Regions from separate parts of the Homo sapiens genome. Here all the other regions are linked to region 6. The links are chromatin contacts, found by Hi-C or POLR2A ChIA-PET in ENCODE. All regions are on one chromosome and are shown on one strand. The core of a region is the stretch at or near the end of the contact, and the rest is flanking DNA. Distances in the headings are between cores, read along the strand shown. Region 1 holds the start of MYL12A (myosin light chain 12A). Region 2 holds the start of THOC1 (THO complex subunit 1). Region 3 holds the start of LPIN2-AS2 (LPIN2 antisense RNA 2). Region 4 holds the start of TYMSOS (TYMS opposite strand RNA). Region 5 holds the start of TGIF1 (TGFB induced factor homeobox 1). Region 6 holds the start of RAB12 (RAB12, member RAS oncogene family). Region 7 holds the start of YES1 (YES proto-oncogene 1, Src family tyrosine kinase).

Region 1 (3,485 bases), core at 1-2,500, 5.4 Mb before region 6:
GTTAACTTTGGAATACGTTAGTGGTTAATACACGGAACGTTCCCGAGATCCCTCAAGAAAGAAGCTACGAATACTTAGAAGATACTATTCCGCGGCGTTTACAGCAACACTGTCCGTTCCAGAAGGATTCAAGTGGCGGCCTGCTTTGAAGGCGAAGACCACAGGGCAACCCAAACTTCAGAAGGGTTCTGGCCACGGGAGCCACACTGGTCACTGTCCCCTAGTGCTGGGATGACGGCTCGAGTGTTAGAGGATCCCACTCTCTCCTCTGGTAGGTGAGGTCAGAGAGCTGAGGGGGCCAGAACAAGTCTTCCTTATCGGATTCTGGGCGGAAAAAGATAAAGTCGGGGAGGACTTTCTCTTTTTAATAAGATTCATCGTTACGAATTGTTCTAGGCAAGCAGACCTCAGGAGAAATAGGCCCAAGTTTTGATTCCTGTTTTCACCAAGTCGCAAGTCCTAATCGTAGCAAGAGGTGCGGGGAAGAGTCGCCTTCCTTCCTGCATAGTGGGATCCAAGTCAGGCTGTCCTTGTTAGCCAGGGTCAAAGGGGCTCTGCCAGGGAAAAACGACGGCAAATGTTTTTCAAGAGGAAGTCTCCAGCCACTTGTGACCTGGGAAATCCGTCTGGGCCAAAAAGATAGTGGAGGCTTGGCTGAGGGCCCCAGGGACACACGTTTCCTCCCGTATGGAGGGGGCGGGACTCTTAATAAAATTACACTGCACACAGAGCTAGCATCAAGATCCGCTCCCGGGATACGCGCACTGCTCCGGGGCCCTCAGGCGGAGACCCAGACCCCGCGCGGGGCGTCAAGCGCAGGCGCACTACCGCCCACAAGCTGGAGCCCGGCTTCGGGGCGGGGCGAGGGTCAGTCACGTGGGCCCGCAGCCCTCTCCTCGATTTCCCTACAAGGACTTGGGCCGACGGGCCCCGCCCTTCGCCGTGCCCTGGAATGTGCGGCCAGGCAAAGCCACAGGACGGACGCAACCATCTGCGGAAAGGATAGGGGGGAGGAAGACTTAACACTGCAACAACAGGTACAAAAAAGAAGGAAACTCAGTAACAGGACCCAGAGGACCATTATATATTGCTCTATATTCTAGGTCGCCCACTTTACACTTCCTTCTCATGCACTTGGTCAATACCACGCCCGCTGACCACACTGGCGACTTCCCTCTCTGTCGCCCCTCCGTGAAGTCAGACCCACTCTGCGGGCCAAGAAAGGTGACCGGGCTTCCTTCCGGCTTGCTAAGCAGAGGCCGGAAGCGGTGGTTTTTAGCGGCTCTCTGGGTAGCAGGGTGGTGTGATAGCGGCAGCGAGGGGCTCGGAGAGGTGCTCGGATTCTCGTAGCTGTGCCGGGTGAGTGGCGCTCGCGTTCGGGCGCGTGAGACCCATCCCGGGGACCCGTCTCCGCGGGGGCAGCTGGAGGGCGGCGGGGCTCCTGGCGCCGGTAGCGCACCTGGGCAGGTGTGCCAGCCAGGTCCCCGGTTCTGGGATCCGAGGCCATGGCTTGGAGTGGCCCAGACCCGAACTTCGCTCCTGTGCCCAAACTTGGAACTCTGGAAATGTGGCTTCGCTCACTGGCGCCTTGAGCTTGGGCGACTGCCGGGCCCGCGAAACCCGACCCCTGCAGAGCTGACTCCGGGACTATTTTAGTTTCTAACGTCAACTTGCCCGATTCAAGAGGGTTTGCGCAAAAACGTAGCCCGTTGTCCCCCTGCTGCAGCTGTTGTTGCAGCTGTGTGGCTGCGTTTAGTAGGAATAACCAACTCAAATTGGGAAGTTCTTCAGCTCAGTATCCGCTCCTGTAATTAGAACTTTTTTTCTTTAAGCGATGAAATTTTGGACAGAGAGATCTGGAGTTTAGTTTGTGACTCGAAGAAAAACTCCAAAATGTAATACCTTGTCCCATTTGGGGGGAAAGTTTGGGCTAATTCAATTCGCCATGGAAGTGTCTTCTTTTTAAAGTAGTTTAGTAGGTATATGAATGTATCTGTCAGTTCTTGAGAGACCTATGGATTTAGCAGAGATTTTAACTTAAGTGCAAAAAGTTTCATATTTAAAGGCGAATAAAGCGAATATTTCTTAAAATTATTGGTATTTGTTTCATGTTCTGGAAGGGCTCTAATAAACGGTAATCAGAAAAGCACTCTATTTTCAAAAGCGAGGCTTTACTGGCAAGTCAGCCCTCACAGCTAATTGTCTTTGTCCAGTGGTGAGAACTTTTGGGTGTGGCAGTCCAAGAGAACGAATCCTACCTTCAACCGGAAGTTTGCATAAGAAATGAAACTTGGTTTACTTGGAACGGAAGCACCAACTTGAAATACACTTTTTAAAAATTGTGGTTAGCACCAGAAAATAAGTTATACTTAGGCTTTTTTTTTTTAAGTGCATTGATTAAATGAGGCGGTATATTTGGTCAGGGTTTAGAAAGCCCACCAAATACTAGGTGCTATCACAGTACGCAGTGTTTTGTAAGATGGTGGTTTTTTCTTGCAGAATGTGTGATATTTCTCAGAATATTATCAATTTGAGTGTTCGTTTTGTAGAAGAAGTTTCTAGGTTATTTTACATTTATTGCCACTTTGTAAATAAATGCTGGACTCTAGGATTCTAACCACAGAACTCTAATGTATATATTGGTATGGATTAATCCCATTTTATAAATGAACATAGTTTCTAGAGATTCTGAAAACTTCTTGTGTCCTTTGGTGTGTGGGGAAAGCCACTTTGAGAATCTCTTCTATTTCTCCCACCTATTAATCTAGTCTAACATTTTCCTTAATCATGTTGTGTATCTCTCGTTACAGCCCACAATGATTCTGAGCTAAAACACAAAATAAAAACCAGATTCATTGCCACCAGCGCTCACCTCGCCTGACTTAAAAAAAAGGTTATGCTCCTTTAGATCTGTAAACTCAGTCTCCTAACTGCCCTTCATCCACTTTCTCATGCATCTGAAATCCTCATATTTTGTAGAAGCCTGTTCTGTAAGTCTCTCTACTTTCCAGTTTCGTACAACAGACACTCCTTGACACCAAGGATCTTTCACTTAATCCCTCAAAAATAAAGACTCGAGCTGGGTGCGGTGGCTCACGCCTGTAATTCCAGCACTTTGGGAGGCCGAGGCAGGTGGATCACGAAGTCAGGAGTTCAAGACCAGCCTGCACAAGGTGGTGAAACCCCGTCTCTACTAAAAATACAAAAATTAGCTGGGCATGGTGGTGGGTGCCTGTAATCCCAGCTACTCCAGAGGCTGAGGCAGAGAATTGCTTGAACCCTGGAGGTGGAGGTTGAGATCGCGCCACTGCACTCCACCCTGGGCGACAGAGCAAGACTCCGTCTCAAAAATAAATAAATAAAAATAAATAAGTAAATAAAGACTCGACTTTATGATTGAGGAGCTTCGTAATTTGGAAACCTCAGGTCCTTACCTGGCGATCTTTGCATCCTAAAGAATAATTACATTGACATGAAATCTTTTC
Region 2 (3,623 bases), core at 1,024-3,523, 8.3 Mb before region 6:
TCTTTAAATATCACATTCATGAGTATTGTGCTTACAAAAAAAAAAAATCTCCATATGGCTCCTTATTTGCCCGTTTTAGTTTTGAAGCTTCATAGATCCCTCAAGGTCCTTGATAATGTTATCCCAATTTACCCAAACTTAATTCCCAATACTCCCTAACACATACTTTGCACTAAAGTCTAGCCATTTTTCATCACTTTATATCAAACTCATTCTACTGTATTCACACATTCATGTTGCTCTTCCTACCTGCTCATCCAAATTCTATCCATTCTCCCACACCCATGTCAGGTCTCGCCTCCTGGAGGTATCTTGTTCAGTCCCTGACACGTAGCACTCAATAAAACCATGCTGACAATCTGTAGATTGTTTTAAAGTAATCATAACTTAAAGACAAAAATATTGCAAAAGGCATTCATTCTATGAACACTCACATACACTTAGAAAGTCATCTTATTACCTCACAGGAATTAGATCTATCCTAAATGTGTCCATTCCTTGCTCTGCCACTAACAGGCTGAGTAATTTGGGGCCTGTTCCTTTATCTCTTTGTGCTTCATTTTCGTCACCAGTTAAATAAGAGGGTTTTTGTAGATTTTTACTACCAGCAGCAGCTACAGTGGCATCACCTAGGAAGCTGGTAGAAATGCAAAATCTCAGGCTCCCTTCCACACTTACTGAACAAGAATCTGCATTTCACAAGAAGCTTGAGAAACACTGAACTAGATGATCTCCAATTTCATGGTCCTTTTCAGGGCTAGTATGATTTTTTTTTTTTTTTTTGAGATGGAGTCTCCCTCTGTTGCCCAGGTGTTGTGCACTGGCATGATCTTGGCTCACTGCAACCTCCGCTGTCCGGGTTCAAGCGATTCTCCTGCCTCAGCCTCCCAAGTAGATGGGATTACAGCGCCCACCACCACGCCTGGCTAATTTTCGTATTTTTAGTAGAGACGGGGCTTTGCCATGTTGGCCAGGCTGGCCTTGAACTCTTGACCTCAGGTGATCCGCCCGCCTCGGCCTCCCGAAGTACTGCATTTACAGGCGTGAGCCACTGCGCCCGGCCGCCAATATGATCTTGGATAGTCCTAACAGTTACTCTTAGCAGGCTTTCAAAGCACCAGAGATTGCAGCAAAACGCACACAAAGAAAATGATTATGATGACATACACAAAATATAATCCATTTAAAAAAAACCTCACACTGTGTGTGTGTGTATATATATATTATACGTATACGTATATATATGTATATATATATATATATAACCCTGCAAACAAGAAAACTACTTACTACAAAGGATGAATTTTTCTTTCACACAATTTTCATCCTGGCATCCCTATAACTACCAAAACACAGCCGAATATCTGAGAAATGTTGGTGCAAATGCTAGAGACGAATAGAGTCAGGCAACTTAAAAGTGTTCTTCATACTTACGTTGCTGTGACGAGCAACATAAAAAGAACAGAGTGTCTAAAGTCAGAAAAACCACTGAAGTCACAACTTTTTGGGGGGTGTCAGCTTCTACCTCATGTACCAGGAATAACCAACTTAGCCTACTTCACAGTGTTACTCTAATAGTTAAATGAGAAAGTGATCTGTCAAGTGTTTCCCAAATGCTCAAAACCACCCTTCCACATTGAGCAAGAATAAAATAGCATCTGGTTACCCTTCCCAAGGTGATCTATCTGCCTTTTCCCGCTTAGGATCTCATCGATCGCTTAGGAGTTAGACACGGTGGGTTAAGGGGTGGTGAAGAGACGGCGGGAACAAGCACTTGGTAGCTCAGAAGGCTAGGGCGGGAGCCAGGTCTTTGGACTGAAACCACTCCCACCCTCCCCCTTCAGCAGCTCCCCTTCCCCTTCTCGAGACACCTGCCCCACTAAACGAGCTGAGAGGATGGACCCAACCAGCAGTAGTCTGCAGGTGGGCACTCCAAGCGGGGAGCCGAGGCGCCCAGCACGCAGTCCGGGGACCCGCTGGAGGGTGGGCGGAGGCGGACGGCCCAGCCCACAAAGAAGAGGCGGGTAGTGCGTCTTTCCCTACCCCTCAACCTCCGACGGGGCCCGGAGCGGACGCTGAGGCGGACACACCTCTGTCTCACTTTACCCCAGGGCAAAATTCGAGTAATTTCAGGGAGAAGAGGACAAAGCATAGCGCCGGGTCAGGCCTGCACCCTCCCCTCTACAGCTCACCGTAAACCGCGTCCGCGCTTCGGGCAAACTGAAGAGCGGCGGCGTCGGAGACATCTTCTCGGCTGCGCGTGCCCGCCACTGCGCTGCGGCGCCTGCCGATGACGTCAAGCCAGGAGCAACGAGACTGCGGTCTCTCTGAGCCCGGCTAGAGTGGCCTGTGAACACCGGTCGGGCGAGCTGGCAGTTGGGAGTTTCCCTAGCGACTCAGTTCGGGTGGGCGTTGGGCGCCTGAGTCAGCCAAACAGCCTACTCGGGGTTCTTGGGTAGCCTTTGGGGTGAGGGGACTTGGGCGGCCTTGGTCTGTAAGCTCTGCGTTCCCGGGCGTGGAAGAGACTGGCCGCGCACATGCGTTTCTGTGGTTTTCCTGGTTTGGGGAAAGCGGGTAAATGGTGGCTGGTTGCGGCTAACTGGGCCGCGCTAAAAGGTAACCCAAGGCAGGTGGATTACCTGGGGAAACAGCTGGAGCAGTGGTCCTGGGCCGCCAGTCCGCGGTCATCCCGGGAGCTTAAGATGCGGAGTGGTGATAGGCTCCGGATGTATGAGCCCTGTGGCTCAAGGGCGCTGTTCTCTCTGCTCCGAAATAGAAATAATACCTGTCTCACAGAGCTGTTGAAAAGCTCCACTGAAATAATGACCGCAAGTGTGAACTGTAAAGCAATGTAAGTAGTATTTATTATTAAAAGGTCTCTACTGAAAGAAAGAGACCTAGGAGGAATGCAGTGCCCGGCGCTGATTGGAAAACGGGTGGCGCTGCGTCCTGGGCCGAGGCTTCCCTAGCGAAAACCTTGTCTCCCTCCATTTCGTCCCTTGCCTGCCTTCCCAGGAGAGACGTGGCCGATAGAAGCCGAGTGGCAGTAACTCTAAGTTGGAGTTACACGGTGGAGAAGGAAGCACTGACTCAGACTCGGGTAACTTCCTCTTATTCCCTCACACGTGTATCTTGTTCCCTTCTTCGAAGTCTGTAAATTTAAAATCCTAAGCCCCCCAACAACTGAACAGACCCCCGTGAGGCCAAGGGGACACCAGCAAAATCTTAACAACTGAGTTCCCAGTCATAACGGGATGGGAGGTCAGACGGACCTGGTTATACCCTCTCCCTTTTGTGATTTAGAGGAGATAGCTGACTGGCCATAAAGTTAAAATAGAGGCCAGGCGCGGTGGCTTACGCCTGTAATCCCAGCACTTTGGGACGCCGAAGCAGGTGGGTCACCTGAGGTCAGGAGTGGATCACCTGAGGTATGGCAAACATGGTGAAACGCTGTCTCTACTAAAAATACAAAAATTAGCCGGGCGTGGTGGCACGCACCTGTAATCCCAGCTACTCAGGAGGCCGAGGCAGGAGAATGGTTTGAACCCGGCAGGCGGAGGTTGCAGTGAGCGGAGATCGTGCCATTGCACTCCAGCCTGGGCGACAAGAGTGAAACTCTGTTT
Region 3 (3,876 bases), core at 928-3,427, 5.6 Mb before region 6:
TACCACGCTCTTCCAAATGAAACCACAACACACCAAAGAATTTATCAGAGTCTCTTCTATTCTAGGCTAAGCATTCTTGTTCCTTAAAATATGTGAACTGATTGGGTCTACTCTGACTCTTATGACAATTATTTATGTCCATCTTTAAAAACGATATTTAAAGACAGCTAGACACAATGGCTCAGATGTGGCCTGACTGCTACACAGTGTATGTAATATACAGTGTGCTGTTTAGGCCTAGGTACCTTCCCATGGGCTAGATTAAGTATTGGGAGCTCCGAAGGAAAAGAAGTACTTATTGATTACTCAAATAAAAAAGTGAAGAAAAAAAAAAGCAGTAGAAAATAAGCAACTACAATACTTATTAGAGACCAAATGGCCCTTCGCATATAAAATTCAATACGCCAAATTAGTCCTTCATGCATAAAATTTGACAGTGCCCACTATCATATTTTTCTTATCAAATATTTTAAGGTATAAAAGGACACACACTGGAATGAATGGTAGCTTTCAAGATTTCGTTATTCACCAAAAGTTTGAAGATCAGCTTAGCATCTTTTGCTGAGCATCAAAGAAACTAAAATGAATAATCACTATATGGAGTATGGATTTATAAATAAAATGGGCCAGGCGCGGTGGCTCACGCCTGTAATCCCAGCACTTTGGGAGGCCGAGGCAGGTAGATCACTTGAGGTCAGGAGTTCAAGACCAGCCTGGCCAATATGGTGAAACCCCATCTCTACTAAAAATACAAAAAAATTGGCCTGTATCGTGACACATGCCTGTAGCCCCAGCTACTCGGGAGGCTGAGGCAGGAGAATCGCTTGAACCCGGGAGGCAGAGGTTGCAGTGAGCTGAGATCGTGCCACTGCACTCCAGCCTGGGTGACAGAGTGAGACTCCCAATCTCAAAAAAAAAAAAAAAAAAGCATCAGTAAATAGGTTCAAATACCAATCCCCCTCCTACAAAAACTGCTTAAAATTATTTCAATTATTTGATGTGTTCAATCAAAAATAACTTTTGTTAAGGAAAAGAGTAATCAGAGATAAAAGGTAGTTTAAAAACAATAAAAAAAATTCATAAATTATCAGCACAAAATGGACACATTCTATTTACTTTTATTTTCATTTTGAGACAGGGTTTCACTGTGTTGCCCAGGCTGGACTGCAATGGTGCGATCTCTGCTCACTGTAACCTCAGCCTCCTGGGCTCAAGCGATGCTCCCACCTTGGCCTCCGGAGAAGCTGGGACTACAGGAATGTGCTACCATGCCCAGCTAATTCTTGTATTTTTTTGTAGAGACGGGGTTTTGCCATGTTGCCCAGGTTGGTCTTGAACTCCTGGGCTCAAGCAATCCACCTGCCTTGGCTTCCCGAAATGTTGAGATTACAAGTGTGAGCCACCACGACTGGCCTCAAAATGGATACATTCTAAACCACTATTTTAAGTGTTTCAAAATCTGTTTCTTAAGTTTATCTCCAAATATCTAATCGGTACTAGTATTGTTAGTACTACTACCAACGAACACACAACTAAACTTGTTACACGTCTCTCATGTGTCAAGTGCTATGTTAACCTGTATGTTATCTCATGTAGTCTTCACAGATACCCATGGATTTGGTATTCCCATTTATATGTGGAAACTCGGGTTCAGAAATATCCAAGGTCAGCACACTATTAAGTGGCAGAGTTAATATTCAAACTCAAGTATGAGCCTAGAACCTAAGCCCTTAATTGCATCTCTAAGTAACAGAAATGCTCTAAGTAAACATGATAAAAGCCTTCATGAAGCCTCCAGATTTCTTACTGCAAGTGGGCTGCTTTCAGCAATCTGAGTATCATTTTTACTTAATGCGACTTGACTACTTAAAGATGAAATGATTACAGGGAATCCAAAGAAGCCATACTTACCCTCCAAGTCTCCTCACACCACTACTATTAACCCTCCCGCTGGACCATGGTCCAGTGTTACAAAGCAGACTCCTGGGAGCGCCACATGTCATGAGGCTTACGGACAGAGGTTAAAACAGCTTTTACCAAAGAACATGCCATTGCAGCTAACTTTCTGCTCATGGACATGAGGAGTATGCTAGGAGGGAAGAGAGACACCAGATGCTTCAGGAAATAGACAACAGGACACTGTTACCTAGGATGTAGGTAAACATTCCAGCTTGCCCCTGTGCTCCTGGACCAAACTCCTTCAGGACACCCATGATTACGGTTTGCATTTGATTAGCATGTAATATTTTTCAAGAACTTCCTCAAACATACCTCATTTGATTTTCAAAAAGAGAATGTGGGTTATGCTAGCAGGCATTATTAATTTCATTTTAAATTTGAGATTGAGATAAGAGGTGTCTACTATTCACTAGAACCCAGTTCTACCTATACTCAGGGTCCCAACTTTCTCCACTACCTCTGACCCATGGCTTAAATCATTGGGTCTCAAGGTCATGTGGTGTCCCTGAGGGCAAAAAAAATCTGAGGGCTGAACTCAGGTTATACTAAATCCCTATGGTTTTCTCAAAGAATCCCAGAGTAACCTAGAGGTGGCCAATATGAATCTGGGGGGGATTCTGGATGGTAAAAACTTCCCCCCAAAAGTAAGTGATGAAACGCAAAGGTACCCACGCAGCAGCTGCCGCAAGCTTCTCCCCGGTCAGGGAGGGCAGGGGGTGACAGTCCCCCAGGGGCTTGCCCACATCGTGTAGGTGCTTAACTGAGTCAACATTTTACAAAACATTTACAGTGTGCCCACCAGATGCTAAGGGATTACAAAGAACGAAAGGAGGTTACAACTTAGCTAGACAGAAGAAAGGAAGAGTATACAACACAGCGCAGTCTAGGGTAAGTTGAAAGCAGGGCCACAGACTCCCGACGCCAAGCCCTGACGGGGAATCCAGCCTTTCCGAGGGAAGCTGTTCTCAGACATTTAAATTCAAGCAAATGCCTTACTTTGTACTTCCTGGTTATTTCTTTTCCCCGTCATAGTAGAATGCCAATTTGTTTCTTTAGTTTTGTATTATTTTATATTAGCTATCTTTAAATTCTCACTTTATAAAACAAGAAATAGAAAATAGCAGCCGCACAAGAACAACCTGGCCTACCCCCCAGGAGCACAAAACAGATGGTTCATTAAAGCCCATGCGGTCTTCCTGAAGCTAAGATGGCCCATGAGAAGTGCTGACAGCTGAGCCTCTAACACTCACCGCTCCTAGACCTTCAGTGGAGAAAGAGCCCCAAATGTCTCCTCAAGAACACAGCGGGTCTCCTGCTGCCCCAGCAGTGTAGGGCGACTGGTCAAAGTGTTCTCCTTCATTTCTAGGACGATTTAGTCCCTGTACAGACTCTGTAAACGAAAACCCAGTGCCTCCCAGCAAACTTCCTGAATACACCGAGTATCCAGACAGCTTTTTCATCACAATGAAAAAGGAAATCTGGAAGAAGCCTTACCCGGGAAAGGCCTCTCGATGTAATCCTCCTACAGGTTTAACTCAGAAACAATCACAAAAAAAGATGCCCATTATACTGGCCTGTTTCTGGTACAGTTCAGTTTTCACACAGTCAAAATTAAGCACCTATTTCATGCCAGTCACTACAGTAAGTCCTTATGAAGATAAACAAAATTCTGCCCTCATCCTCTCTCAGAGGACCTTGGTTCTTGAAAGAGATATAACAAATACTGTCTTATATAATCCCTTATGATAATGCTATTTGGGAGACTGTTAGGAAGACTAGAGAACAAAAAGAGAAAAAATCTACTTGGGAGAGTTAGGTAAGGCTTCAAGCAGCAGAAAATATTTGTTCTAGAAGTGCAAGTATGTGTAAAGGGCTGAACAGATTAAGGAAGGAAGGTTCCCAGTGGGCAGTCCCAGG
Region 4 (3,584 bases), core at 1-2,500, 8.0 Mb before region 6:
CAATTCTTCTGCCTCAGCCTCCCAAGTAGCCACCACGCCCAGCTAATTTTTGTACTTTTAGTAGAGACGGGGGTTTCACCATGTTGTCCAGGCTGGTCTTGAACTCCTGACCTCAGGTGATCCACCCGCCTCGGCCCCCCAAAGTACTAGGATTACAGGCGTGAGCCACCGCGTCCAGCGCCCTGGCGGTTTTTAATCAAGTAGAAAAGCTGCATTATACCACTTGCTTCGGTTGCTTCAGTGAGAACGAAGAAATGGAAATGCAAATCCCTTATTAGTTGTAGGAAACAGATCTCAAACAGCAGTTTTGTTGACAAGACCGCAGGAAAACGTGGGAACTGTGCTGCTGGCTTAGAGAAGGCGCGGTCGACCAGACGGTTCCCAAAGGGCGCAGTCCTTCCCAGCCACCGCACCTGCATCCAGGTTCCCGGGTTTCCTAAGACTCTCAGCTGTGGCCCTGGGCTCCGTTCTGTGCCACACCCGTGGCTCCTGCGTTTCCCCCTGGCGCACGCTCTCTAGAGCGGGGGCCGCCGCGACCCCGCCGAGCAGGAAGAGGCGGAGCGCGGGACGGCCGCGGGAAAAGGCGCGCGGAAGGGGTCCTGCCACCGCGCCACTTGGCCTGCCTCCGTCCCGCCGCGCCACTTGGCCTGCCTCCGTCCCGCCGCGCCACTTCGCCTGCCTCCGTCCCCCGCCCGCCGCGCCATGCCTGTGGCCGGCTCGGAGCTGCCGCGCCGGCCCTTGCCCCCCGCCGCACAGGAGCGGGACGCCGAGCCGCGTCCGCCGCACGGGGAGCTGCAGTACCTGGGGCAGATCCAACACATCCTCCGCTGCGGCGTCAGGAAGGACGACCGCACGGGCACCGGCACCCTGTCGGTATTCGGCATGCAGGCGCGCTACAGCCTGAGAGGTGACGCCGCGGGCCCCTGCGGGACGGGTGGCGGGAAGGAGGGAGGCGCGGCTGGGGAGAGCGCTCGGGAGCTGCCGGGCGCTGCGGACCCCGTTTAGTCCTAACCTCAATCCTGCGAGGGAGGGGACGCATCGTCCTCCTCGCCTTACAGACGCCGAAACGGAGGGTCCCATTAGGGACGTGACTGGCGCGGGCAACACACACAGCAGCGACAGCCGGGAGGTAAGCCGCGTCCCAGCGGCTCCGCGGCCGGGCTCGCAGTCGCCCCAGTGATGCCGTGGCCCCCGAGGCGGGCGTCATCGGGCAGCGTTTGCCCAGTGCTGGAGGGTTAGGGAGAGCTGCCTGGGCTTGACCGCGCGCCGGTCTCAAAGTCCTGGCTTTGGCCCCTCCTCCGTTTTCCCCTGTGGACCATTCCGCTTCGCAGCGTTTTCAAAAACTGGAGCGAAAGTGATGTGGGCGGGGCAAAGGCGGCGGGAAGAGGAGAGCACTGAAGCTGGCGCGGGAACTTGGTTTCCTGGTGGCCTCCCATCCAATCCCCACGAACCAGCTTTCCTCTTAAACCTTGAAAAGAGAAATTCGGGAGTTCGAGTATAAGTTCTTAGTCGTCCTTTCCTCTTTCCTTTCCGACAGGAGCACCCCAGGCAAAAAATGTCTCGCGGGTCATTGGCGCCAGGCTTTCAGGGGACAGTGGGGCGGGGCGGGGTGGGCACAGGACGTTAGGCAGCCGTTGGCCCTCCCTAAGGCCACACCGTCCTGCCGTCCTGGATCCTGCGCCAGCTGCGCGGGGGAGGGGACTCGAAGGTGTGTGAGCCAGGGGCTGACCTTGACCGCTCAGATAAATGGAGCGCAGCCTTGACACAGGGGTGGAGGTGGTTTTGAATGGGGAAACCCATTCGTGGTGAAGCAGATTCACTGTAGCTAGCGGAAAAGCCCTCCGGCCCACGGACCCATCTAGAGACGAATACATAGCAGCTGCTGTGGCTGATTGGCGTGGGACAGCGTGGGGAGTTTTGTCTGAGGAGAGGGATCCACTTTTCTGCAGCTCCAAGCCCAGGGGCCTTTGATGAGCCATAGACCTCATTTTTAACCCACCTTTCTGCTTAGACATTGAGCAAGTTACTTCTCATATAGCTTCCCTATATGTTAAAAATGGAGAAAATAATGCTTAGTAGGCAATTCTGATAAAAGCAGGTGCTTGCAAAAATCTCTCTGTTGTCTGAATATAAACTGTACCACAAGCGAGTGCGGATGAACGAGGACTGCATTTAAAGATAAGTTTTTACACTTTCATTTCTCTGTGGCTCGACACTTCTGATGCCTCCCTTTTTGTTCCTGGGACACATGCTTGGTGTTGTCTTCACACCTTTGTGACAGGATTAGCACTAGTGGGCAGTGGATGATAGCTCCTCCCTTTTGCCACATGTTCATCCCTGCCCTCGCCACCATCTCACTGTGTGGAATTCCTGTGTCCACTGGTCACCGGGGCACAGAAGTGCTGTCTCAGCCTGAATCGGGCCACTGATGGGACTTGCAGCCTGGGAGCTCCACCGTGATCTCTGGCCCACTTTGCGGGAGTCTAGGCTTTCTGGATGCTCCAGGGCCTCACGTCCCAGGGCAGTTTTCTTCCCTGAAGAAAGTTGGATGGCATGATCTGTCTTCCCATCTTGAAACCGTATGGCAAATTGTTTTTCAGATGAATTCCCTCTGCTGACAACCAAACGTGTGTTCTGGAAGGGTGTTTTGGAGGAGTTGCTGTGGTTTATCAAGGTAAAGAAGTCGCTGCTATTAGAAGTCAGTAGTCTGTTCTCAACACAGCAGCCAGTGAGATCCTTTCAAAACTCAAAGCAGCCAGGTGTGGTGGCTCACGCCTGTAATCCCACCACTTTGGGAGGCTGAGTCAGATCACCTGAGGTTAGGAATTTGAGACCAGCCTGGCCAACATGGCGACACCCCAGTCTCTACTAATAACACAAAAAATTAGCCAGGTGTGCTGGTGCATGTCTGTAATCCTAGCTACTCAGGAGGCTGAGGCATGAGAATTGCTCACGAGGCGGAGGTTGTAGTGAGCTGAGATCGTGGCACTGTACTCCAGCCTGGGCGACAGAGGGAGAACCCATGTCAAAAACAAAAAAAGACACCACCAAAGGTCAAAGCATATCATTCCTCACCCTCAAGCCCTTAGTGGCTCCATTTCACTCAGTAAGAGCCACGGTCCTTATGGTGTCCGTTTTTCAGCTCTGACCTTAGCTGCTGCTCTCTGCACCAGCCCTGCTGTTCTTGTGAGTTTTTGAGCACACCGGGACATCCCCACTCCCTGGAACCTTCTTCCCCCACACTTGGCTTCTTCCTTTGAGTCTCTACTCCACTCGGGCAAGCCTTCCTAGACCTCCTGATTTAAAACTGTGACTCTCCCCCAACCTCCTTGGTGTTTCTCCATAGACGAACATCACCATCTGATGTATGTCAGCCTTTCCCTTCCCCTGTTAGAAGGGGGACAGCAGGTAGTAAAAGTGAAATGTGCTGTAAGCTTTATGAGGGCAGAGGATTTGTTTCTCGTGTTCACTGTTGTATCGCCAGGGCCTCAAACACAGCCTGCCACATAGTAGGAGTCAACATATATTGATCACTAAATGTAGATACCACCTGTGTTCCCATGTTCATATAAATTCTAGAAGAG
Region 5 (3,980 bases), core at 1,231-3,730, 5.2 Mb before region 6:
CAGTGTTTCTCTTTGGAGTGCCTCGCCAGCTTTAACAACCGTTTGGATATGACTTGCTCGGGCAAAAGTTGTGCATTGGCCCGATCAAGCCTGACTTCTAGCCAAGGTGAGTTCACATCTCCGTTTTTTCCTCCCCCTAATTCGAAAGAGGCTTTCAATTGTCTCCGCCCCTCCCCCCTTCTCCTGGAAAGTTTGTTTTCAAGCTATAAACCCTTTCCAATTCTCGGTTCCCATCTCGGTTGCCTGAGAATCGCAGTCATTAGCCAAGTCCACTTGGACGAAAGCAAAGCTACCTTTGTGTACATAATGAGAGCCACCGCGTGGCCAAGGAGAACCACGGGGAAGAGGGAAACATTTTTGTCTCGAGCTGGCTAAAGCGGGCGGGGGGGGAGGTAGGGTTAAACCGACCGAAGGCGTGTTTTGTGGAGTGGCTTCGAAAGCGGCCGAGGCAGCCGAAGCCGCTTTCGAAGTTAGCAAACAAAGCGTCTCCCCAGTAACCGCCCGGTTCCAGACGAGGCTCCTGCCACTCAGGCCGCGGAGTCGCAGCGTCGCCCAGCCCCCGGCTCCTCCTCCCTGCGTCTCTCCTCCCTCCGCTCCCGGCTCCCCAGCGGATAGGAGCCACCAATCCCAGCCACAGACAACCCTTCAAACGAAATAGCGAGGCGGCCCCCTCTAACGGGCGGCGGGGGCGCTGGCCCCCTCCCTGCGCCACATCTGTCCCGCACCGGGCGCAGCAGCTGATTCATCTGCAGCCAGGTCCGGGAAGGAACTGTGCTCCCGGCAGTTGCAGGGCAGCGTCCGGGCGGGTGGCTTGTCCCCAGGACCGCGCTCCCCCCGAGCCGTTTTAGGTGTGTGTTCTCTTCTGTCCCGAGCAGTCAGCAAACCACAGAAGAAAAAAATCGTAAGGTTGCTGCCTTCTTAGAGAGACGCTTTTTTTCCCTGTTGATTCATTTTAGTCCTGTAATTGGAAAAACCACCCAGGCTTTTTAAACTCTGGCCTCCACGCATTCTAGGGGCGGGGGTGTCTTTTTTTTTTTTTTTTTTTTTGAGGGAGGGTGGCAGGCTAGCTCTAGTTCCTGAAACAGACGCTCCGAAGTCGAGTTAGTTATCCCTTGGCCGTCTTAGTACTCCTCGGGTTTAATCTTATTTCCACAGAGTTTCTTCTGCCGGGATCTCCACCGAGGTTACCGAACAAAAACAGCACAGAGCCCAGACTGGAGGCAGACCCGGGCGCTGTCTCTGCTAGGCTTATTTACGTTTAGGGCTTTTCTTTCCTTTTTTTAAAGTGATGGGGGAAGTCTCATTGTGTGGCATGTGACAGTTCGTTTGCTTCAAAACAACAGGACGTAACCACGCGAAAACTAGAACCAGAGGAGGGGGCATGCGTTTCTTCAAGTCAGCCAAACAGCATCTGGTCTTTGAAAGCGCAATTTCATCAAGAAACTCCTGTTGGATCCCTCCTAACTGTGGACCAAAATAAGCCAACAGGAACGGGTGTTTACTTAATGGCTAGTTTCTGTTTGAAATGGGAGGAGGGATCCCCTAGCAGGGTTCCAATCCGAAGAGTAGACACTGTTGACCGAAACAGACGAGCAGGCACGGCGTGGTCACCCCTTAGCTATAAAAGTGGCCGCTGCCGGGGTTCGGCGACTCGGGGTGTCAGGCGGAGTCTTGGTGAGGCAGGCGCGCGCCCGGCCGTCCCCGGGCAGAGACGTTTAAAGAGCATGTGAGCGTGACAAGTGTCTGTCCGCAACGTGTCAGATTTCGAAACTGCCTTGCAATCCAGTCCGGAACTCGCAGCTTTAGCCCGGGGGAACAGACGTTCGTTTAGGCTGTGTCTCATCATTCCCCCCCGCCCCACCCCCGCCGACCTCCCACTGTCGCTGCTGGAGGAAGAGCCCCGGGAGGAGAAGGGTGCGCCGCGCCGCGCCCGCGTGTCAATGGCAGCCGCGCATTCTGGAAGAAGTTGGTTCTTGTCTCGAATACTTTTCCTCCCGTGCCCCGCCCCTTGAATCAGAGGCGGCTGTCTCGTGCGGCTAGAGCAGGGCCAGTAGAGTTCGGGGCAGCTGTCAAAAACGAGACGGGGAGGCTTTTCTTCCCGGGGGTGGAGGAGGGAAGGAGGGAGGTGTCCTTTTTTCCATCTGTTGCAGTTTCCGAACCAAACGCACCCTCGCCAGCCCCGGGAAGAAAGGCCCAAGGGAGAAACCTGGGGCGCTCGGCTGGTGCCCCCACCGCCGGGCGAGGGATGCGGGCGGTCCGTGCGCGGCAGGCGGAAAGGATCGTGTTTCTGGACCCGGCCACCCCCCGCGTCCGCACCGCCGCCCCCGAGGGACGAGTGACAGCGGCCGCCGCGCTCGGTCCAGTCTTCCCGGCTGGAAGGTGCGGGGGAGGGGCGGAGGAGCGGCGGGGCGGGAGGGGGACGGGGCGGGCGGCTGGGGGCGGAGGCAGGACCTCCTGTACCTTCCCTCCTCGCCTCTCTCACTCTGACAGCGCCGAGGTGCGCCGAGCAGGAGCAGGGAACAAAGGAGCGGAGAGGGGAGGGGAGAGAGTTGGGCGAGGGAGAGCCCCCGGCCGGCTGCCAGAAGATCCCGGCGGGAGGAAGCCCAAGTGTCACTTGAATTCCACCCAAGGAGCGGGCGCCTGGGATCAGAGCGTCCTGTTTAGCAATAACGGCTGGAGCACGTCCTACAAGTTACGGGAGAGTCGGCTGTGAAGGAGACGTTCGCTTATCCCCTGTGTCCCCGCTCCTGGCCCCTCCAGACCCCCGCCTTGCCTCGCGCTGGGAGGGGAGATCCAGAATGAAAGGCAAGAAAGGTAAGGCGGCCGCGGGCTGCGCGCACCAGAAGACGCGAGTCCGGGGAAACGTGCTGGCCGGGCCGCGCCGCGCGGAGTCACTTGGTGGACTTTTCCGCCCAGGGGCTCTCATGCTGGAGTGGCGGCCGTGCTCTTTGTTGAGGCTGCGTCTGAAACGGCAGCGGCTGTTTTCCTGCTAGACACAACACGAGGGGCTGTTGTGGGGCGAGCCTCTCCACGCTGCTGGCACGTTGTCAAGAAACACGCTCAGCGCCTTGTTTGTGCGCCTGCAAGTTTCATTGTCTCCGCCGACACCCCACGCTCGGCCCAGCCGCCGCGTGGCTTCTCGCTCTTTCTCGCGTGCTGGGGATATGGGGTCCGAGTAGGGAGGACCCAGCCCCTCGTTTTTCCCGATCCGGACCCAGGCGGCCGGGGCCGCGGGACCGCCGCGGCTTTGTCTGAAAGTTCCACTCCTAGGCTCCCCCCGCCCCCGCCCCCGCCGCCCCCCTACTCCCAGCCGGGCCCTAGCACTGTTCTTTAGGGATGTGGTGTTTTTACGATCGAAGGAATGCGATTCTGGACCCCCTCATCGCCCTCGGGTGTAAACAGCTTTGGAAAGCTAGACTTTTACAAATCCCCAGTCTCTAAAAGTTTTCCCACGATGAATTTTGGGGCAGGAGGAAGAGTTAGCACCCAGGGCCAGCAGCTTCAAGCGGCATGCAGTCAAAATGCGTCCAAATGTGACAAGCAGGCTTGGTTGTAAGTGCAAAGAGCAAGGCTGTCATTGTTTCCACGAAGTGTTCTGGAAGCTTTACAACTAAAACTTGCCGTCAGTTTGGTTTAAAAACAAAATACACCGGAGGGGGACGGGGGGTGGAGAAACCACACAAAACACCCCGAAAGGTCAGAGTGTGAAGTCCCTTTTGAAGTTAACAAAAATTGAGTCCCTGGCTGGGAGGTCCCCCGAGTGTTCCGCTGTGGGCTGGAGGTGGCGTTTCTGTCGTGATTTATGTGGAGTGGTTCAAAACAGAAGTTAATCACTCGGGAAGCGGACGGGAGGGGCGGCGCTACTGCGCATGCCCGGGAGCCGCCTGGAGTTTGGAACTCCACATTCTTTCAGACCCGGCCCGCTGCGGGGCGTTCCTGGGGGGTAGCCTCAAGGCCAGCGGGGTTCCTTCGGCTGCGTT
Region 6 (3,825 bases), core at 1,228-3,727:
AAAAGAACACGTTATTAAGAAAATCATAAGGAAGAGAAAATACATTTACTATTCACTAAGTGGAAGTTGATCATCATAAAGGTCTTCATCCTCGTCATCTTCACATTGAGTAGCTGAGGAGGAGGAGGAGGAAGAGGAGGGGTTGGTCTTACTGTCTCAGGGGTGGCAGAGGCGGATGAAAATCTGCATATAAACAAACCCATACAGTTCAAACCCATGTTGTTCTAGGGTCAACTGAATTTTATTATTAGTTATTGTTAATCTCTTACTGTGCCAAATTTTTAAATTAAACTTTGTCATAGGTATGTATGTATAGAAAAAAACATAGTATATAGAGGGCTCTATACTCTCTGAGGTTTCAGGCATCCACTGTGGGTCTTGGGACATATTCCCAGGGGATTAGGGGCACTATAATAATTGATTTAAAATAGTGAATATGCACTTACCTGTCCTCCAGAAACACTGCCCAACCTCTGTCATTTAGTTCATTAATTATTCTAGTGGCAGAAACTACAGATCTACCTTATGGGGAAGATATTTTATTTTGGGCAAGAAGGTCTTCAGCCCCACAAGCCATGCCACATGCATCTGCCTATTAAGACAGGCGGTGCTATTAATCAGAATGGACCAAATTAAAAATCTTGAGATTACCTTTGCAGATGCGTCTTGCTTTGTAAAATCACAGTATTCCTGAAAAGCCATGCATAAATCAGTTTCTTTAATCCCTTACATTTATATAGTGCCTTATGGTTGCAGCAGACTGCAGAGATTGTTAGTTGCTTTTTTCCTAACAATGCTAGAGGAAAGGAGGGGCCACTACTCTCATTCTCATAGAACAGAAGAGAAACCCACAGCTAAGAAATGTTCTGCGGCGGAGCACAGTGGCTCATGCCTGTAATCACAGCACTTTGGAAGGCTGAGGTGGGAGGATCACTTGAGGCCAGTTCAGGGTCTCACACTGTTGACTAGCCTGGTTAACAAACCAAAACCCCAACTGTACAAAAAATTTTTAAATTAGCCAGGCGTGGTGGCACGTGCCTGTGGTCTCAGCGGCTCAGGAGGCTAAGCAAGGAAAATCACTTGGGCCCAGGAGTTCCAGGCTGCCGTGAGCTGTGATCGCACCACTGCACTCCAGCCTGCGCAACAGAGCAAGGCTGTCTCAAAATCAAAACAAAACAAAATGAAAGAAAAAGAAAGAAAGAAGGAAAGAAAGAAAGTAAATTCCGTGATGGTAAGTGATGGATCTGTGTTTCAAATAATATAGAGGGATCATATTTTACATATTCTCAGAATTCATATTATAAAGATCCCTACAGTGACTGCACAGTTAAGAATGCTCTCATAGATGTAAACTTCCAATCTACACTGTGGGCAACGCTAGATTTTTACAAATCAGGTTTGCTGTGTAACATATGCGTGTACTGTGCATTACTAAACCTAGTTCTAAATACAGCACAGCTGAAATTTTGTGGGTAACGTGATCATTCGGCAAATGTTGCCAGCCCCTATCATATTCAGAACCCTGTGTTCTGAGATGCTCAAGTTCAAGCTGAGGAATTTGCTAAACAAATCTCTGGCAAGGAATCAGCAGTGATTTTCTGTATCCTTAAATCCTTCCAAACAGAAATGGCAAAACATACGACCCGAGTCCATAATTCCTAAAGTTTCAATCTTCTCGCACTGTTTGAGTTTTAACTCGCTTATTCCCCCAAAGGAGTATGCCATTTACTTAATTTAAAAATTAAACAGCATAAAAACTTCTGAACTCTGAGTGAGACAGCGATCAGAGTTAAAAATAACTGATTTCGCGCGTTTCCGTGCAAAATGGGAGACAGACGTGACGGAGAGAGACCGAGCAGTGCCACGGCCCGGTAGAGGGTGCGGGGGCTTGCACCCGCTGGTGTTTGTGAGAGAGCGCTGGTGTAGACGCGAACGCAGCGCAGGCGGCCCGGCGGCGCGGCCTCAGGTCGGGGCCTTTCCAGCGTTCCAGCTACACCGAGCGCGCGGGGGCGAAAACATGTGCATGGTGTTTGGGGACTGTGCGCATGGGAGTGTTTTCACTGTCAACCAGGGTTCTTTTTCTTATTTTGAACCCATTTTCATGATGCACCGGAATGCTGAAGTTCAAAATTGCCTACGGAGAATTTTAAGACTAAAACCACACTAAGTTTCTTGTGTTAACTATAAATGCGGGTCAGAGTGAAAGCCGAGTAGGGAGGAGTGAAAAGGGGGAAAAGGGAAGAGATAAGAGGAAGAAAAGATGAAAGAGCCGGCGGAAGAGGGAGGGAAGCGGGGGCGGGCAGGCGAGCAGAGGCAGGGAAAGAGCGGCGCGGGTTGCGGGAAAGCTCCGCGCGCAGTACCCAACCGAGGCCCGGGCGCGCGGTCCTCCCGCCGGCAGGGGGCGCCCACCCGCCCGCCTCCGGCCCCTCGCGGCCAGCCGCCCCGCCCGCGCCTGCGCTTCCTGCCCCTCCTCGTCCGGGATGCTGCTGCCGCTACTGCGGAGTAGCTGCTTCCCTTCCTCCTCTCCCGGCGGCGGCGGCGGCAGCGGCGGAGGAGGAGGAGGAGGGGACCCGGGCGCAGAGAGCCGGCCGGCGGCGCAGTTGCAGCGCGGAGCCCACGGGCCGCCGGGGCCGCTCCAGCGGGCGGAAGCCGAGCCCGGGGCCGACCCCCCGCGCGCGGCGGAGGCCGAGGGGGCGCCGGGGCCCGGGGCGCGCAGCCGGGGGGCGGGCGGCGGCGGGCGGCGGGCCGAGCGGGAGCCGCATGCGTGTATGGATCCGGGCGCCGCGCTGCAGAGGCGGGCCGGGGGCGGCGGCGGTCTGGGCGCGGGCTCCCCGGCGCTGTCGGGCGGCCAGGGCCGCCGGAGGAAGCAGCCCCCCAGGCCGGCCGACTTCAAGTTGCAGGTCATCATTATCGGCTCCCGCGGCGTGGGCAAGACCAGCCTGATGGAGCGCTTCACCGACGACACCTTCTGCGAGGCCTGCAAGTCCACCGTGGGTAAGGGCGCCACGGCGACCCTGGGCCGGGCCTCCTGGCGCCCGGGCAGGTGCCCTTCGCCCCGTGGGCTTCGAGTCTCATCGAGCCTGGGAGTCTTTCGGGGATGGGCCTCTCGGTGAAACTAGGGGCGGGGGTCTCCTTGGAGCGCCCTGCATCCCAATCCCAAAGCCTGGCAGAGGTTTTCGTGCCGCCTCCGGGCAGACCTGCCCTTGGCCCCCGGCCCTGCCTCAGAGGTCCTGGCAGCCCCCGGGGCCTGTGGGGGCGGCTCTCCACGGAAACTTCGGCCCTTAGCATACTCGCCCAAGAAAAAGCTGGGTTCGAGTGGAGCGCAGGCAGGCAGGGGAGTGAACGCCTAAGGCCGCTCTCGCCCGGCCCGCCAAGGCCAGCGCGCGCCGTCTGCTGCGGGTGTGATCCCTGCGCAACCAGGGCAGTTTTCTTATTTTGAACCCATTTTCAAGAAATGAAGTTTAAAGTCACCTATGGAGAATGTTAAAACTAAAACTACAGTAAGTTTCTCGTGCTAGCCGTACGTACGGGGCAGAGGAGCTTCAGCTGTATTTATCCATGACCTCAAACAACCCGGTGACTGGCGGGCATGGGGTTGATTCCTCCAGTACCGCTGTTTTCGGTGAGGGACAGGAGTGAAGTAAGTACAGGAACGCTCCAGGGTCAAGGAGGAAAACAGCCGTGGATCTGAAATGGAAACTGCAGGGGAAATTTTTTTAATTAAGTCATGCTTAGAGGACTTGACATTGAGATTTCTCAGTTGGATGTGGGTAGCAGTTGTTTCTATGGAAAACCCCTTAAAAGATGTCCAAACTAGGAGAACCC
Region 7 (3,939 bases), core at 765-3,264, 7.8 Mb before region 6:
TTGGTAATATTTCACTTATACAGGTTTACTTCTAGTCTTTTAGCACATTTATTCTTTTATCAATACATACCATGAAGAAATTTTACTTGCATAGACATTAATTTTTCAGCTTGTGAATTTCCTGAACTAAAACACACACACAAAAACAGCCCATGTATTAATATTATACTTCGACCACAAGACAAATTCCACCTAACCCAGGAAGACAGGTCAAAGCTGTAATTTCACTTTCAGATGAACAGAAAGGAATCAATTTTGTGGTTTATGAAGTCAGCAAAACCTAACTACGAAATTAAAGCCATTATAACATTACAGTGGTTACAACAGAGTATATATTTTAAGAGCCCTTTTATCTTTTATCCTGGAAACATGGATATAAACTGTTTTGTTTTCAGATCAAAGGCAATTGTCTTTTTCAAATGTAGGACCCTCTGAATTGTCAACCAGCATTTAAAATCTCCACCGACTTTTAGCTAATGTCCAAAAATAAAAATACAATTTAACTTCCTTTCCTTACATGTCAATTGTGGCAGGGGTCTCACACTTATAAGCAAACAAACAAAAACCAAAAAACCATATATATTATTTGCTAAAGTAAAACTTTCTTACTGTACAATATATGAACATCGTAAGTGATGCATACAAGATCCTTGGCTAATACAAGATACTCCTTTATTACCTGACCATTCAAAATGCTTCCTGTCCACCGTGTGCCAAGCACTGTGATAGTTAAGATATTAGATTTACCATGCACTTTTCCTTAAATGCACAGTCACGTGTATACATTTAGTAATACTTTCCTTAGTGCGTAATTTAACTTTAGAAGTGTAACAGGATGGTTTAAATATTTAAAATTATCAAGGTATCTTTGGCACTGTAATCTTACAGTTATAATACATGAAGATACTATAATCATATCATGTGAAATCGACTGTGAAAACACACACCCGTGGAACGTATATACATAATAAATGGACATAAAATTGTGCTTCCACCAAAGACTTTCATTATTTCCTTTAGTAATTTATAATTATACAGTATGTTATTCCACGCCTGTATCAATTAATTATGCAGAAAATGATTCAACCAAATCCGAACTGTTAAGTCCTACTCATTACAAAACAAAAACTAAAGTCCCTACACCAGACTTGATTTTCAAAGAGCTTCTTAAAACAGCTCTGCCCCATGCCCAATAAAGTGAAAGCTGGAAGCAATTATCAAGAAGAAAAACACACTTTAAGACAATTTTCTTTAACACATGTGGACAGGGAACCGAACGCAACGGGAGGCGGAGTGGCATGATTCCGTAAAAGTGGACGCTGAATGGTAAATTTCCCAACCCCCAACCCAAAACAAAGGAAAACTTTAAACATGTTGCGGTTTTCAATCAAACCAAGTAAAGCCAGAAAGGCTCATCCACTCGCCCCACACACCCGCTCCTCTCCCCGCACAGCTGCTACCGGCGTCGGCCGATACACAGACCCCCAGCCTTTAGGACCCAAAGGGGCCGCTTCCCTCGCCCCTACTTCGGCCGTAGGGGCAAAAATAAACCTCTCCTCCCCGTCGCCGGGCGGTCCACACGACCCCAAAGACAAGGGGTGGGGAGTGTCCCCACGCCCCTGGAACCTCAGGTCGGACTTGGGCGGGACCCGGCAGGTCTGGACAGGGCAGAGACCGAGTCAGGGGCGAGCAGGTAGCGCGGGGAACGAGACAAGCCCGCCGGGCGATCCGGGGGAGGGGAGAAGTTTCTTCCCAACTTCCCGACTCGGGCCCGCGGGGGCGGGGAACCGCGGCGGCGGCGGCGGCGGCGGCTCCGGGCGCTGGGGCCTAGCCCTGTCCGGGCAGAGGTGGAACCCTCCGCCCGCGGGGCCCCACCGGGTCCTTACCTGTCCTCCGGCCGCGCTCTCATGAGTCGCTGCTACCGCAGCTCGAGGTGGCGGAGGGCGGAGGCGAGGCCCGCGGGCCCTCTCCCTCCTCCACCTCCTCGTCCCGGGGCGCCCGGCGGCAGCAACGACGGCAGAGCCGGCCCGGGACGCGTTACTTCAGGAGGAGGGAGTTCCCGGGCTCCCCACGCCTCGGCCTCACTCTCCACCTCCTCCGCCCCCCCCCCCCGGCCCCGCCCCCTGACTTCTAGCGGGGGCGGGGGCTGCGGGTACCTGCGCGCGCCGCCGTCCGCTCACCGGAACTCGGGCCACGCCGGCCCGGCTCCGGGGCCCCCAGCCTTCCGGCGCCTACGCCCCCGTCAGGTCCCCTCCGCGGGCTCCGGGCCGCTTTGCTGTGGTCAGGATAGGCGACCGGTCCGTGTCACTTCTCCCGACCCAACATGGCGGCGGGGTCCGGGGCGGATTCCCGGGGGCGGTGCAGGCCGAGGGGGCGTGAGGAGGAGGTGCTTCCCTGCCCGGAGAGCAGGCCCGCGGCGTCCCTTCCCACCCGCGAACCCACCGACGCTCGGCTGCCGCGGAGATTGAATGGAGCGCTCCGATTCTGCCCCTCTGCCTTTCTCTGTTCCTTGGCCCAGCTCTCAGTAGTGGCCAGGGCTTTGGGGCTTGCTTTTGTGGGGGAGGACGGGGTTGAGTTTTTTTGGTTGGCTGTTTGCTTCTCAGCGCTACGCTTCCGCACCCTTTGTCGTTGGTAGTAAAATCTCAAGCCCAACCGCGTGAGCCGGGGGCGTTACTCACACCCTCATCACCATCCTGATCGCCGTCCAAAAAACGTTCACGTCTTGCCTCCTTCCGAGGCAGGGATCCTGTCCCTGCCCCCAGGAGCTTCCTGTTGACTGTAGGTCGAACCAGCCTTGCCGGGAGGGGAACCGAAGCTGAGTTCTGTTTGGCGACTATCCCAGTCATGGTGGCTTTGGCTTATGTTGGGACAGCGTTTTTCTATATGATGCTGGCGGCAGCCCAGTGAGGGAAGTGCAACAAGTATGGTTCTCCTGCTTGTCAACTGTGGAAACAGCGACCCTGAAAGTGGAGGAGCCACAGCTGGAATCGTGTCCGTCTGAATACACGCACCTTTCCTATGAGCCTTGTAAAGCCAGTCGTTGAAGAAGGGGGAGGACCCGGAAGGATGGGGTGGGGGCGTAAAGATGAAGGTTAATCAAGGTCCTCATGGACTGAACCTTGAGGCCCTTCTGCTGCAGTCACTTTTGCCCTATCAGACTTTTAGAGTAACTTCCTCTCTTTATTTCCTCTTTGGTGGGGTTATCAGAATTATTTTGTGACTATTGGTTTCCTTTGCGGTTTTTAGTGAAATTCAGAATCATCTTCGACGGATAGGAAATAGTGCAATCATATGTGTCAGTATTCCGGTATTCTAGGAACTTAAGGAAATGCATATAAGGGTTTGAACATTTTTTTCTTCAGCTCACTAAATGAACGAAAGGTAGGCGTAGGCGTTAAAGAGACACATAATGTGGAACGATGCTGTATTTTCTTAGCTACTAAAACTTCATTTGTCATTGACTGTCTCAGGGCTTTAAAATTTTATGTAGGTCTATATTCAGCTTTTATTAAAATAGAAAATTCCTTGAGCTGTTGCCTTTCTTCACTAAATAGAGATAATTTCGTCTTCCTAAACACTCAGTCTCAAAAATCACCTCTAAAATAGGCCGGGCACAGTGGCTCACACGTGTAACCCCAGCATTCTGGGAGTCCAAGACAGGAGGATCACTTGAGTCTAGGAGTTGGAGACCAGCCTGGGCAACATGGGAGACCTCCTATCTATTTAGTAAAATATATTTTAAAAAATAATAATGAAATGAAATAGTAGTTTGCCCCAGTTTAAGGGGTAAGGTGGCTTTGAAGATGTTCTATATGGAGTTTTAAAGTTGGGAGAGTATGTCAGAATGTCACCTACAAGTTATGGATTACATTGACTTACTGAGTTTGCTTCTCTTCGCCCTCCCTTTTTTTTTTTATTACTACATTCCCTGATTTCTTT

What was found. A loop is a pair of places that touch in the nucleus more often than their neighbours do. ChIA-PET counts read pairs that join two places held with the same protein, here RNA polymerase II (POLR2A). Pooled maps may share reads with other maps.
Region 1: a map with no recorded cell type shows a loop between it and region 6 (18-fold over the local background). The contact joins the promoter of MYL12A here to the promoter of RAB12 in region 6. A Hi-C loop is called at or near these places in 2 of 37 single-sample maps with no recorded cell type and 3 of 50 pooled maps.
Region 2: a map of CD8-positive, alpha-beta T cell shows a loop between it and region 6 (34-fold over the local background). The contact joins the promoter of THOC1 here to the promoter of RAB12 in region 6. A Hi-C loop is called at or near these places in 2 of 168 maps with a recorded cell type or tissue (CD4-positive, alpha-beta T cell and CD8-positive, alpha-beta T cell), 2 of 37 single-sample maps with no recorded cell type and 8 of 50 pooled maps. POLR2A ChIA-PET finds 5 or more read pairs at or near these places in 1 of 52 experiments (CD4-positive, alpha-beta T cell).
Region 3: a map with no recorded cell type shows a loop between it and region 6 (11-fold over the local background). The contact joins the promoter of LPIN2-AS2 here to the promoter of RAB12 in region 6. A Hi-C loop is called at or near these places in 4 of 37 single-sample maps with no recorded cell type and 3 of 50 pooled maps.
Region 4: a loop to region 6 is called in a map with no recorded cell type, with 10 times the contacts of the local background. The contact joins the promoter of TYMSOS here to the promoter of RAB12 in region 6. A Hi-C loop is called at or near these places in 2 of 37 single-sample maps with no recorded cell type and 2 of 50 pooled maps.
Region 5: a loop to region 6 is called in a map of CD8-positive, alpha-beta T cell, with 14 times the contacts of the local background. The contact joins the promoter of TGIF1 here to the promoter of RAB12 in region 6. A Hi-C loop is called at or near these places in 2 of 168 maps with a recorded cell type or tissue (CD8-positive, alpha-beta T cell and ovary), 3 of 37 single-sample maps with no recorded cell type and 8 of 50 pooled maps.
Region 7: a loop to region 6 is called in a pooled map, with 9 times the contacts of the local background. The contact joins the promoter of YES1 here to the promoter of RAB12 in region 6. A Hi-C loop is called at or near these places in 3 of 37 single-sample maps with no recorded cell type and 9 of 50 pooled maps.

Annotation. Positions count from the first base shown.
Region 1 is chr18:3,246,551-3,250,035 of GRCh38, forward strand. It overlaps MYL12A (myosin light chain 12A), which reads left to right and starts at 1,251. Exons shown (of 4, transcript NM_006471.4): 1 at 1,251-1,359. It also overlaps a transcript of MYOM1 not described here. RefSeq lists enhancers at 958-1,187, 2,320-2,389 and a silencer at 1,478-1,557.
Region 2 is chr18:265,774-269,396 of GRCh38, forward strand. THOC1 (THO complex subunit 1) reads right to left here and starts at 2,274. Exons shown (of 21, transcript NM_005131.3): 1 at 2,193-2,274. The coding sequence starts at 2,246. RefSeq lists an enhancer at 2,143-2,612 and a silencer at 3,003-3,182.
Region 3 is chr18:2,964,823-2,968,698 of GRCh38, forward strand. LPIN2-AS2 (LPIN2 antisense RNA 2) reads left to right here and starts at 2,178. Exons shown (of 3, transcript XR_001753322.2): 1 at 2,178-2,220; 2 at 2,750-2,847. The region is part of intron 1 of LPIN2 (lipin 2); the gene reads right to left.
Region 4 is chr18:657,041-660,624 of GRCh38, forward strand. It overlaps TYMSOS (TYMS opposite strand RNA), which reads right to left and starts at 1,251. Exons shown (of 2, transcript NR_171001.1): 1 at 802-1,251. It overlaps TYMS (thymidylate synthetase), which reads left to right and starts at 613. Exons shown (of 7, transcript NM_001071.4): 1 at 613-907; 2 at 2,601-2,674. The coding sequence starts at 703. RefSeq lists enhancers at 337-838, 839-1,338, 1,206-1,325 and silencers at 576-755, 926-975.
Region 5 is chr18:3,447,692-3,451,671 of GRCh38, forward strand. It overlaps TGIF1 (TGFB induced factor homeobox 1), which reads left to right and starts at 2,481. Exons shown (of 3, transcript NM_003244.4): 1 at 2,481-2,814. The coding sequence starts at 2,799. It overlaps LOC124904237 (a long non-coding RNA gene), which reads right to left and starts at 2,965. Exons shown (of 2, transcript XR_007066269.1): 1 at 2,841-2,965. RefSeq lists silencers at 501-570, 2,231-2,340, 2,371-2,530, 3,171-3,220 and enhancers at 692-1,313, 1,281-1,420, 1,314-1,933, 1,521-1,710, 3,798-3,980.
Region 6 is chr18:8,606,960-8,610,784 of GRCh38, forward strand. RAB12 (RAB12, member RAS oncogene family) reads left to right here and starts at 2,478. Exons shown (of 6, transcript NM_001025300.3): 1 at 2,478-2,994. The coding sequence starts at 2,481. RefSeq lists silencers at 2,306-2,535, 2,966-3,265 and an enhancer at 3,716-3,765.
Region 7 is chr18:810,228-814,166 of GRCh38, forward strand. It overlaps YES1 (YES proto-oncogene 1, Src family tyrosine kinase), which reads right to left and starts at 2,015. Exons shown (of 12, transcript NM_005433.4): 1 at 1,887-2,015. RefSeq lists silencers at 1,622-1,711, 1,782-1,841, 1,892-2,401 and enhancers at 2,133-2,675, 2,676-3,217.